Linked DNA regions of Homo sapiens: region 2 is linked to region 1. The links are chromatin contacts, found by Hi-C or POLR2A ChIA-PET in ENCODE. All regions are on one chromosome and are shown on one strand. The core of a region is the stretch at or near the end of the contact, and the rest is flanking DNA. Distances in the headings are between cores, read along the strand shown.

Region 1 (5,782 bases), core at 2,246-4,745:
CATCAGAACTGGAGATCTTGGCATCCCAAAGTCATATATACCAAACACCTGAGCTAACCATCCAAGTTAAAAAGAAATGCCAAATCCATGATACTGTACATACTTTTCATTCCCATAATGTTATGTTTACTTCCACATAGCTACACGATATATTATAACACAGTAGGTATGAACATGAGCTCTGGAATCAGACAAACTGGATTTGAATCCCAGGTTTGAATCAGTTGCCTTCCCTTGCTTCCTCTTGATATTCTTATTGCCATAGCAGGAATACTCTGTCTATCCAACAGAGTTATTATAAGAATTCAAGCTGTGGCCAGGGACAGTGGCTCATGCCTGTAATTCCAGCACTTTGGGAGGCTGAGTCAGGTGGATCACTTGAGGTCAGGAGTTCGAGACCAGCCTAGCCAACGTAGTGAAACCCCATCTCTGCTAAAAAAATACAGACATTAGCCAGGTATAGTGGTGCATGCCTATAGTCCCAGTCATCGCAGCTACTTGGGAGGCTAAGATGGGAGAATCGCTTGAACCCGGGAGGTGGAGGGTGCAGTTTGAACCAAGATCATGCCACTGCACTCCAACCTGGGCAACAGAGTGAGACTCTGTCTCAATAATAATAATAATAATAATAATAAAAGTTGGTAACGCACACAGGCACTTTGCACAGGTAATGCACACAGGTCCTTTACACGATGCCTGGCAGAAACAATGTTAGCTGCTATATGTGATGCTGTCCTGGTAGAAAGGAGCTAGTTCACCCATTTCAGAAAAGGAAATAAGCAATGAGTCCGGAGAGCAGAGCTGAGTCACTCTCCTCTACTGCTGCCCCTCAAAAAGTTGTTCACCTGTACATTACTTGTTAGTCTTCAAGAATTTCCACATCTCATGTCATTATGCAAGTATCCAATCAGTATTTCCCAGACATGGAGATTTTTTAGCTCTATATATGTCTACATTGCAGATCAGTTTTAAGGATTAAATACAATATTGTGTGTGGGCACTTACACATATATAACTCTGGAGAACTTAAATAGAATTGTCAACTTATGCCAATTAAGGACATTCAAAGACAAACACCACACCACCATCTACTCTCTCCACTATTTCATAGAAGAATCTAAAATTACATGCAGTGTTGTGGATTTTTCATTTCTTTTTAACATGAGTGGTTAGCTCAGGTGTTTGAGATACATGCTTCCGGGATGCCAGGATCCTCAGTTCTATGTGAAAGAAGATAATTAGATTTTTTTCACTTAAGGGACACAGGCTGTGCCATCCGGGTACCTACCTAACTGACATTGGTTGCAATGATAATAGCATATCAAGAGTGTGTGACTGGAACACCAGAAAAAGATCAGCCTGCATGCTGAATAAATTTAGCTCTATGTCAGAACTAGAAATGTTGTCCATTTGCTGAGGATGGACAAAAATTTGATCTCTAACCAGATCTTGAGAATTGTTGGTATAGACCGTAGGAAACTGTCACCTTTCAGAACAATCCAAGGCTCCCAGCGACCTCCTCTGAGTGAATAGGATAGGAGGGTGAAGACAGACCCCTCAGGGCTCCTGTTCTGAAGATCATCCCAGACCAACAAGCTTTTCAGAGTGTTCAAGGATCAGGGAGCATGTGTGGTGGGATAGAGATGCATGAACTTGAGCCAAGCAATTCAAAGTGATTTGAAGAGAAATCCCGAGGCTTATGTGTCCTTCACTGTGGTGAGTAAGCAAGTGGCGCGCTGTCCCTGGAGACCAGCACCGATCAGTCATTGCACACCCTGAAGTGTGCTGAGGATCTCTCAGACTTGCCAAGGCTGACATGAGTCTGGTCTTAAGTGGAAAGGACATACCAGCCTCTGGGAAGAGGTGAGCTCTGGCAGAGAACGGTGAGGGAGGTGGGGGTCAGCTGCATCTCTAACCTTCTGTTTCTTTAGAGGGCGAGAGAGATAGGTGGCTTCCAAACAGAAAGGCCTGTGCACATCAGCGTGACAGCAGCCGGCTGGAGAGATGGGGTGCAGCCTGCCAGATTCAAAGGGGTGGCTCTCCCACCCCCCTTTGAATATAATTATCATTCCACTTGGAGATCTAGAAGGAATAAAACTAGGCCCTTGATCCACTGTCTAATGGATTGTGTGACTATCAAGAAACTGTGGCAGCCTGTGGAACGAGACAGACATGATCTGACTCCTGAAAGAACCACGTGTGAGTCATGTAGCCTGGGAGGGTTCACTTAATTACATAATGACCTGTCTCCATCCTCTTCATCTCTTACTGTCCTGTCCAGCACTGTCCAGCTTCTGACAGTTTCACCCGGGGAAATTTTGTGCAGTGTCTTCAGCATTCAGAAGCCATGAATATTAAGGAAGGTATGACTAGTTGAAGATATCAGTGAGGAGTGGGAAAGAAAACAAAAAGAATGACAATAGGGCCTTACTAATAAGGATCATAATTTTAAACCAGCCGCTATCCACATGTGGTGATGGAGCTGCTGAAATGAGGCCAGTGTGGCTGGTGTGTCCTGAGATGTGCTGCAAATGTAAAGTCCCCACTTGATTACAAACACTTAGGATGAAAAAAATGAATGTAACATATTTCATTAATAATTTCCTGCATGGATTACGTCTTGACATGTTGAAATAATAATATTTTGGATATATTGGGTTAGATAAAATTCATTTTTAAAGTTGATCTCCTCTGTTTGTTTTTATTTTCTTTTCATGTGACCATTAGAAAATTTAAGTTGTATGTGCAACACACATAATTGCAAGATGTTTATTATTCCATTAGGCAGTGCTGGTCTACAGACTTAGGAGTGGTAGAAGGGGATAAGGAGAAAAGGTCATGACAAGGAGAACCCTACTATTTGCCAGACGCTAGGCCCCTGCCCTGTGAGCCTCTTGGCAGCCCAAGTTGGGAACTACTGTATTTATTTTACTGTTTTACCGGTGAAGCTTCTGGAGAAGAAACTGTTTGCTCAGAGCCCAACATTGAATAAATGCTAAGTGATGATTCAAATTTGGGTGTTTGGACTCAGCAGTTCAATGTCTTAACTATTAATTATTGCCTTTGCCATAATTGGAGATGCTCAATAATGTATGCCTTGCCAAGTGATTTTGAGGATTAAATGCAATGTTGTAGGTGAACACTTAGCTTAATAAGAGCCTCGTAAGTAAGGATGGCTGCTATTAATGTAAAAATAATAATAATGAGGAGGAGAAAGTGGAGGAGATGGAGAAGAAGAAGAAGTAGGGAGGAAAAGAAGGGGAGGAGTAGAAGTGGGGAGGAGGAGAAAGAGGAGACAAGTTATTGCCATCACCAGCAATACGTGCCAGGTGCTATCTTGGGCACTTTACGTACATTATGTAATTTAATGCTCACAGCAAGCCTAGCCAATACTCACCCGCCCTTTCTGCCTCTAATTTTTTCTGGTATGAGCGTAGCAAAGTCCGCCTGACACTTGAATATTTACTTCCACTTCACGACTCTTCATCGTGGTCTGTTGGGTGCGTAGGAAGCTTCAGATGGCAAAGGGAGGTGCTGGCAGGGACTGGCAGCAAATGAGCAAACTACAGAGATGAGAGGGTGGGACAGAGCCTGCGTTTTGTAAGGGAAGAGTGGCTGCCCTAATTTTAGCTTCTGATTCACCCAAGGAAATTTTGAGCAGTGTCCCTAGCATCCAGAAACTGCGAATACTAAGGAAGGTCTGACCAGCGGCTGAAGATATCAGTGAGGAGTGGGAAAGAAAACAAGAAGAACGACAATGATACCTTACTAATAAGGATCATAATTTTAAACTAATTAAATGCCAATTGGAATGGAAGGTATTTTTCTTTAAGGAATTCTAGAAACTGATTTCATGCAATTGGCCTTGCCCCAAAAATAAGAGGAAGGAAAGCATACGTTAATTAGACTAAATAAAGAATGAAGCTCATGTGGGTTGTGGGGTACTTTAAATCACACAAAAGCCTTGAGAGATGTGAGGAAGGTGGTGTGTGTCTACCAGGGTCCTGGAAACTTCCAATAATAGAATTTATATCCGATCCTGGTCAAGACACACAAGGGCACAAAGTTAGTAAGTAAACCATCCCTACTACTCTATGCCACCTTTTATTAACCCAAAGCACAGAGCTTCTCACTCATGAAAGACCAAGACAGACTTCCCCATCCTCCAAAGGTGGTGGATAGCAAGGGACAACGTTTGCAGTCCGACTTCTTGCCAGGCCCAGGTCTAGCTGGATGTTTGCTATATGTCCTTGAATCTTCATGCTAACCCTCTGAAGTATTTATTTTTATCCCTCAATGTATAGGTGAGATTGAATTATTCTGCCAGGTCATTTAATTACAAGTTGGCAGAGTGCGAATCCTAAATTACGTTGATCTGACTCCCACATCCTTGCTGATTCTACCACGTCATGTGGCCTTCTCTTTCAATTCCACAGTCATGACTAGAGCTTTCTCCACCTACACCAATTGCATGAAGGGGGTCTGGCTGCTGGGACCTCCCAGGGTACAGAGCTGATTCACTTCAACCGGCATCCAGGGGCGTGCCTTGGAAAGCCAGGATGGAGGGGTAGTAGGAAATTGCTCTTTTGTTAAATGCAACTTGGGTTTATTTGGAAGCAGAAAAGAAAAAGAAAAAAAGAAAAAAAAAACGTTCTGAAAAAGAATCATGAGTTGCTCCATGTAATCTGTAAATTGAAATTAGATGGTTGTCAATAAATTCTTACTATATATATAAAATTCCATATATATGCATATATGTATTTGCTTATATAGATATATAGTTTGGGTTAATTTAATAATAATTTAATAATTTAACTTATATAATAATAATTTAATTTATTATATATAATATATACAATAATTTAATATATAACATATAATAATAATTTAATATGTTAATTTAATAATTACTTTAATAATAAATCATTATTAAATATAAAGTATCTATTATTTAGATAAAACCTAACTATCCTTGTACACAGCTTCTGTGATGTTTAATTTTGAGTGTCAACTTGATTGGATTGAAGGATGCAAAGTCTTGTTCCTGGGTGTGTCTGTAAGGGTATTGGCAAAGGAGATTAACATTTGAGTCAGTGGACTGGGAAAGGCAGACCCACTCTCAGTCTGGGTGGGCACCATCTAATCAGCCGCCCGTGAGGCCAGAATAAAAGCAGGCAGAAGAACGTGTAAAGACTAGGTTGGCTTAGTCTTCTGACCTACATCTTTCTCCTGTGCTGGATGCTTGCTACCCTCAAACGTTGGACTCCAAGTTCTTTAGCTTTGGGACTCAGACTGGCTTCTTTGTTCCTCAGTTTGCAGACGGCCTATTGTAGGACCTCACCTTGAGATCGTGTGAGGCAATACACCTTAATAAACTCCCCTTTATGTATACATTTATCCTGTTAGTTCTGTCCCTCTAGAGAACCCTGACTCATACAGCCTCTGGAAAGATTTATTGCTGCCTCTTGCCCTTTTTAAGAAATAAAATAATTAATTGATATGGTTATTTAAATTGTTCAAGAAGTAAGAGAATACATTCTAATCATCAAACATCTAAATAATTCCCCAAATGTGAAACTCTCCTTTCATTCATGCCCTGCTCCCACCTAGCCATCTGCTCTTCCCAGAGGTATTCACTGCTATCAGCTCAGTGTGAATATCTGTAGCTTTTTGCTTACCATTTCATTTATAGGAACATATAGAAACATATGGTTTCTTTTTTCTATCAAAAATAGGGTCTTATGCTACATATTGTTCTACAACTTCTCTTTTTACATAACGT
Region 2 (5,782 bases), core at 1,024-3,523, 42 kb after region 1:
GGACATGGCACTTTTGCACATGGCTCATTGGCTAGATGTACACACACTGCCCCACCCCAGCAACAAGGGGGCCAGTAAATGCAATCCCACCATGATCCCAAAAGGGGAAAAATTGGAAATATTTGGTCATCAGCACTAAGGACAAGGGAATGGGGAGACCACAGAAGGCCAGCAGAACTGTAAAACTGACAGCACCGAACTGTCCTTAGAACACAGCCTTGAAAACTCCCTCTTCTGAGGGACTGCTTCCCTTAACTGAGCTGCTGCAGATGGAAACCTAGCTAGATCCTCATCTTCTGCAGTCTAGTCCCTCACTGTGGTTTATCACCTCCCAAGCTGTCCTCTGCTCTCTTTCCCTATCTTTGTGTTGCTAAGCCATGGACTCAGTTTAGCTGGCCCTGAATTACAAGATGGCACCTTCCCTGGAGTGGAGAAAAGTCCGGATATTTCAGGATGCCTTGATTTGAAGCCTGTTTGACTCCAAAGTTCTCTGGTTTACTCCCACCTGTGGGAAACGTGAGGCTAGATCTCCACACACATGGATTCCAAAGTGTCATGATCTGTGACGTCATCTGTCGGACCGTATTGATCAGAGGCTCAGGGACAGATGACCCTATTTAGGCAAGGAAATGAGTGGGTGAAGCAGCAAGATTCACCTTTCCCAGTTTCATCTGGGGGTTGTTTTGCCAACATTGCCATCTGTTGGGCCAGTGCTGGCTACAGCAGCCAAGCTTCAGACATCACTGCATCTTTATCAATGACCTTGGGACCACAGGAGGTGACCTTCTGACCAAACAGCAGCCAATGAAGGAATCTTAAAAGGCACATCACTTTATATTTATTCAGTGGTTATGTCATCACTTAATCCTCACCACAACCTTGTGAGTTCAGTAGAATTTGTGTTTTCATTTTATCTGTGAACAAATGGAGGCAGAGAGTTTGAGTAATTTACAAGTAAGTGGCAGATCCGGGGGCTGTGCCTAGACAATGTGGCTCCAGACTCCTTGCCCCTCCCTGCCTTCTGCTGCATCTTGATTGAGTCTAGCCATCTATTTCTTTAACACACACTAATTGCTGTCTCCATGTTCCAGGCCCTGTGCCAGATGCTAGAAATACATCCCCATCCACTGGATCTTGGCATGGTCCATTGCTCAGTGTCCTGCTATGTTACGTGTTACATAATGCATTTATTCCGGTATTTAGCCCATGGAAAATAATGCTGAAAGACATTGTATGCATGTTTCTACAACAAAACTATGTAACTTATGTTTCTTTTATTGCTTTGGCTATCAGGAAGCTCTTATCCAAATCAGAGCAAATACATTAGAATTTGGGCTTGTCATTTCAGTTTGCTGAACTTTTCCTTCTGGCCCAGATTTTCTATTTTGGTTCATAAATTCTATTGCACAAATGTCCTTTATTGTAAAACACCTTAAATTCTTTCTAAGGGAAGGCTGCATGGAAATGATACAGTAAGGTCTTCCCTGCATTTTCTTAGATTCCTATTAGGGAAGGCAGACCTAGATGTCCCTCTTACCCTCAGTCCCAAAGCCCCCCATTTATAAAATCCCTTAAGCAGTGACTACTGCTGTTCTGAGTACCTGGAGGTAGTTCAGAGCTTCTGAAAGGTAACATCCATATACAAAAAGAAGTTCCTTCCGATCCAGATCCCAGCTTTGGTGCCAGATGCACATTTGAGGAGTAGGTGGCTAGTCAGACTCTCACCTGAGCAGTTAATAAAATCTATTGCCCCTTAATGGAATTTTTTCTGCAAGCTCGAATTGATCTGTCATCTTTGTGATTTGTGAGATGGCAGGGAAGCACCAAACACCATCATGACTTGGGCCACAGTGGGGGGAAAAAAGGAAAAAAGAAAAAAAAAATCCACTGCCAAGCCTTGCCAGGCGTAGAAAGGGCTGGAACTGCTGGGGCCATTTTATCTGATTTATTGGAAATAGAGTGGATCTTATTAACATTTTAATAAAGAGAATCTTTTTGCACTAGGCTGGAAGTGGCCGCCAGTCCCCCGTGCAATTCCATTCTCTGGAAAAGTGGAATCAGCTGGCATTGCCCAGCGTGATTTGTGAGGCTGAGCCCCAACAGTCCAAAGAAGCAAATGGGATGCCACCTCCGCGGGGCTCGCTCCTCGCGAGGTGCTCACCCCGTATCTGCCATGCAAAACGAGGGAGCGTTAGGAAGGAATCCGTCTTGTAAAGCCATTGGTCCTGGTCATCAGCCTCTACCCAATGCTTTCGTGATGCTGCTGCTGATCTATTTGGGAAGTTGGCTGGCTGGCGAGGCAGAGCCTCTCCTCAAAGCCTGGCTCCCACGGAAAATATGCTCAGTGCAGCCGCGTGCATGAATGAAAACGCCGCCGGGCGCTTCTAGTCGGACAAAATGCAGCCGAGAACTCCGCTCGTTCTGTGCGTTCTCCTGTCCCAGGTAGGGAAGAGGGGCTGCCGGGCGCGCTCTGCGCCCCGTTTCTGCATTCGGATCGCCCGGCACGGGCAGGGTGAGGGGGCTTTCGGGGGGTCGGGGCCTCCGGTCGCGGCGGCGAAGACAGATCGGGGCTCGGTAGGGAGGTCATTCCGAGCCCAGAGATCCTAGGCACCCCCCACACACAGGCTCCCACTCTGGCGTGCGTGTGTGTGTGTGTGTGTGTGTGTGTGTGTGTGTGTGTGTGTGTACGTTCGTTAACGGGAGGAGGAGAGAGCTCCCAGTCCTTTTTTGCTAGCAGGGGCGACATTCTCGCCCACATCAAGTGGGGTAACTTTGGTTCCCTCCTCCGGAGGCTCGGTGCATTGGAGAAAGACTCAGTTAGAGGCGACTCCAACGAGCCGCGGTTTTCCCCAGCCCAACGCCCAGCGGCCGAAGCGCTGCTCGGGTCCGGATTGCGGGATGCGGGGCTGGAGAGGCCGAGCAGGCACCACCGACTTCCCAGGGCGCCCGGGCCCCCTGGTACAGCCCGGCTGCCCGCTGGAAGGCGCCTCGGGGCAGCAGAGAGCCTCAGCCCGGCTGCTGCTGTCGCTCAAAGGCGCCGGCGCCGGCCGCACCCGCATCGGGGTCCTTTTGCTCCCAGACCCCGGGCCCGAAAGGGCCGGAGCGTGTCCCCCGCCAGGGCGCAGGCCCCAGCCCCCCGCACCCCTATTGTCCAGCCAGCTGGAGCTCCGGCCAGATCCCGGGCTGCCGCCTCTGCTGCCTTCCCTGAGCGGGAGCGGAGCGCAGAGAAAAGTTCAAGCCTTGCCCACCCGGGCTGCAGCTGCTTGTTAACCCTCAGAGCGCCACGGCGCGAGGGAAGGGCACGCCAACCAGGAGAGGGGGCGAGGGAGATGCGGTCCGCCTGCAGTCACCTCTGCACCTCAGAGATTTCGGGAAGTTTGAGTGCAGGAAAGCAGCGCTCCGAGGCCAGGCCTGGGGTGCTGGCCGCTGCGGGGGGCACGCCCTGCGCTGCTCAGGGGCCTGTGGTTTCGGAGAGCACCCCGATCCAGTCCCCCATCGCCTCTCTGGCAGGCGTTGGGACTTGGAGTGAGCTGGCAGCCTGCAAGTGGGTGGATAAGAGCCAGGGCAGGGCAGGGCCGGGCAGAGTAAGGAGGGAAAGAGACAGGGAGTGCCTCAGGGTGCTAGGAATGAGTGTTGAGTTCCTGGCCGGGGTAGAGGCTCAGGTGAGAGTTTGCGGGTGAAAGGCAGGGGAAGGGAGTTGGGTTCCCAGGTAGGGACTGTCTGGGATGGGGAGACTGGTGCAGACTTCTAAGGGAGACCACTGTTAGAGCAATGTTGGGTTTAGACTTTGGAAATGGGCTAACATCTCAGAAATGCAGTGATGGGTGATAGTACCAGGGGAGATTCAAGTGCCCGGCTGCTGAGCCCGCTCCCAAGCTCCTGACTTCTTTCTTGGATATACAGTCCCGATTAAGGACTGCCCAGTTATAGCTCCTTTTCTACCAGGCTTTTCTGGTTGATTATCTTGGGGTCCCTACAGCCTTGAGTCTTGCCATGGATCCCAAGCCTGGCTGTGAACCAGTTTTCCAGATGTCCTGTACCCTAGAGACCCCAAGGCTGTATGTGTGTACATATACCCCAATTTAGCAAGGCGGTTTGGAGCATGCCTCAGACAGAAAGGATTCAGACAGATCCTTCCTGCCATCTGCTAGTGGTACCAACCCGGGCAAGTTGTTTAACCTCTTTGAGCTTCCAAGTTCTCCATTGTAAAATAATCTGCTGCCTTCCTAGGACTGCTGAGTGGATAGGATTGCATTCAACAGGATGTCCTATGCAATGCATGCCAGTCTGGGAGCTGTCGGTGTCTGAGAGCACTTACCATTGCCTTGTCCAGGACTTCACAGTCCTCTTTCTTTCTTGGCAGGTTTCAACCTCAGTTCATATTCCAGGGCTTGCCCAAAGTTATGCCTCCTTTAAAGCAAGACAGACCACGTGACAGGGCCCCAGGATCGATTTTTATGCACTAAGGGCTCTGCGCACGGTTCTTTTTGCAAATGAACTGGTGTGTCTCCTCACCCAGGGCCAGGCTGGCACAGGTGGGTTCTGAAGGCTCACTCTATTTATTTAGATGAAGGAAGCAGAGATTTTGCTGTGAATTGAAATGATTGCCCTGAGAGGCTTATTTCTATTTTCAATTGTTATGCATATCAGAGCAAATGTCCACATTAGGATAGTAATTGATATCCTGGTAGCAATAGTACCTCACAGAGAAATCATTTTGATGCAATCCAGTTAACCAGCAAGAAGTTCACGTGCAGAACTCTGTGTGCCATAGAAAAAAGTGGGGAAAGTCTTCGAGGCCTTGAGTCGACGAGCAAAAACACAACTTTCCTGAGGCAGAGAGAAAACAGAAGGGAAAAACAATGTAATAAAACAAATTAGTCACTCGGCCCTGGTGGTGTTCAGGCAAGCCTGTATGTTTTTTTCCACCACAGTTGTAAAGCATCGGGTCTGGCTTTGGAAGCCATCAATCTCTGTAAGCTTATTGGCTTGGTTGTTGTTTTAGGCATTTTGGTAGGAGGTGAGGAATTCTAAGCAACAATGACTGGAAGCTGGCACCGTTGAACAGTCACCTCTCCTATCCCCTGGGGTGTTTTGGGAAAGTCTGTCCCAGAAGTGGCTTCTGGAATTTGCCTATGATAAGTAATGACTGTGAAACAAATCAAGAAAGAAATGAGCAAGAAATTCCATGGTAAATGTGATTCCCCTCCCTATTTGGGTAGCACTTACAACTAACCAAAAGTTCTAACAATGAGTGAGTAATCCCCCAAGAATTAGGAATTTAGGGAGGGGTTCAGGCTTGGAGGACAGTCGCTTGGGAGTGACTGAAAATGTTCCATGGAATTCTGAGATTTCGCTATAAAGTGGGGAGTTCTCTCTAGGGGTCAGAGTCTTGATTTTCAGGATTTTCAATGAGAATCAGTGTCTTATAGTGCTCCTGCAAATTTGTGTGTTATGTTTTAAGAGCAGTGTTTATTTGCAGAACTTTTTGGATGAGGAAAAGGACACAGGGTTGAAGAGGGTGCTGCCCCCTCCCCCCCTAGGGTCAATACATGACAGCCTGTAAGATTTCCAGAGCACTAGGGAAATGGAATATGTAGTGAAAGGAGTCAGTGATAGAGTTCACCTGTCTGAATATTTTTTTTTAGCAAGTCCCAAAACAGGTTTAATAAACTGCAAAGCTGAGTATGTAATCTGGAATTTGTGTAATTCCACAGTCTATACTAAAAGCCCCAACAGTCATCTTAGCTGATCGCTCCTACTCTGCCTCCCTCCCTTCTCC

Evidence for each region. A loop is a pair of places that touch in the nucleus more often than their neighbours do. ChIA-PET counts read pairs that join two places held with the same protein, here RNA polymerase II (POLR2A). Pooled maps may share reads with other maps.
Region 2: a loop to region 1 is called in a pooled map of gastrocnemius medialis, with 2.1 times the contacts of the local background. The contact joins the promoter of CDH13 here to the enhancer-like site in region 1. A Hi-C loop is called at or near these places in 1 of 168 maps with a recorded cell type or tissue (gastrocnemius medialis) and 1 of 50 pooled maps. POLR2A ChIA-PET finds 5 or more read pairs at or near these places in 1 of 52 experiments (OCI-LY7).

The regions. Positions count from the first base shown.
Region 1 is chr16:82,581,420-82,587,201 of GRCh38, forward strand. No RefSeq gene overlaps it. Among named protein-coding and RNA genes, the nearest start is that of CDH13, 43 kb to the right of the region's middle. Within about 2 kb of position 3,496, at least 4 of the 41 ENCODE cell types and tissues checked have a DNase peak (open chromatin) inside an H3K27ac peak, as active enhancers do; they include gastrocnemius medialis, where a contact is called at or near this core.
Region 2 is chr16:82,624,696-82,630,477 of GRCh38, forward strand. CDH13 (cadherin 13) reads left to right here and starts at 2,274. Exons shown (of 14, transcript NM_001257.5): 1 at 2,274-2,442. The coding sequence starts at 2,398. RefSeq lists an enhancer at 4,359-5,558.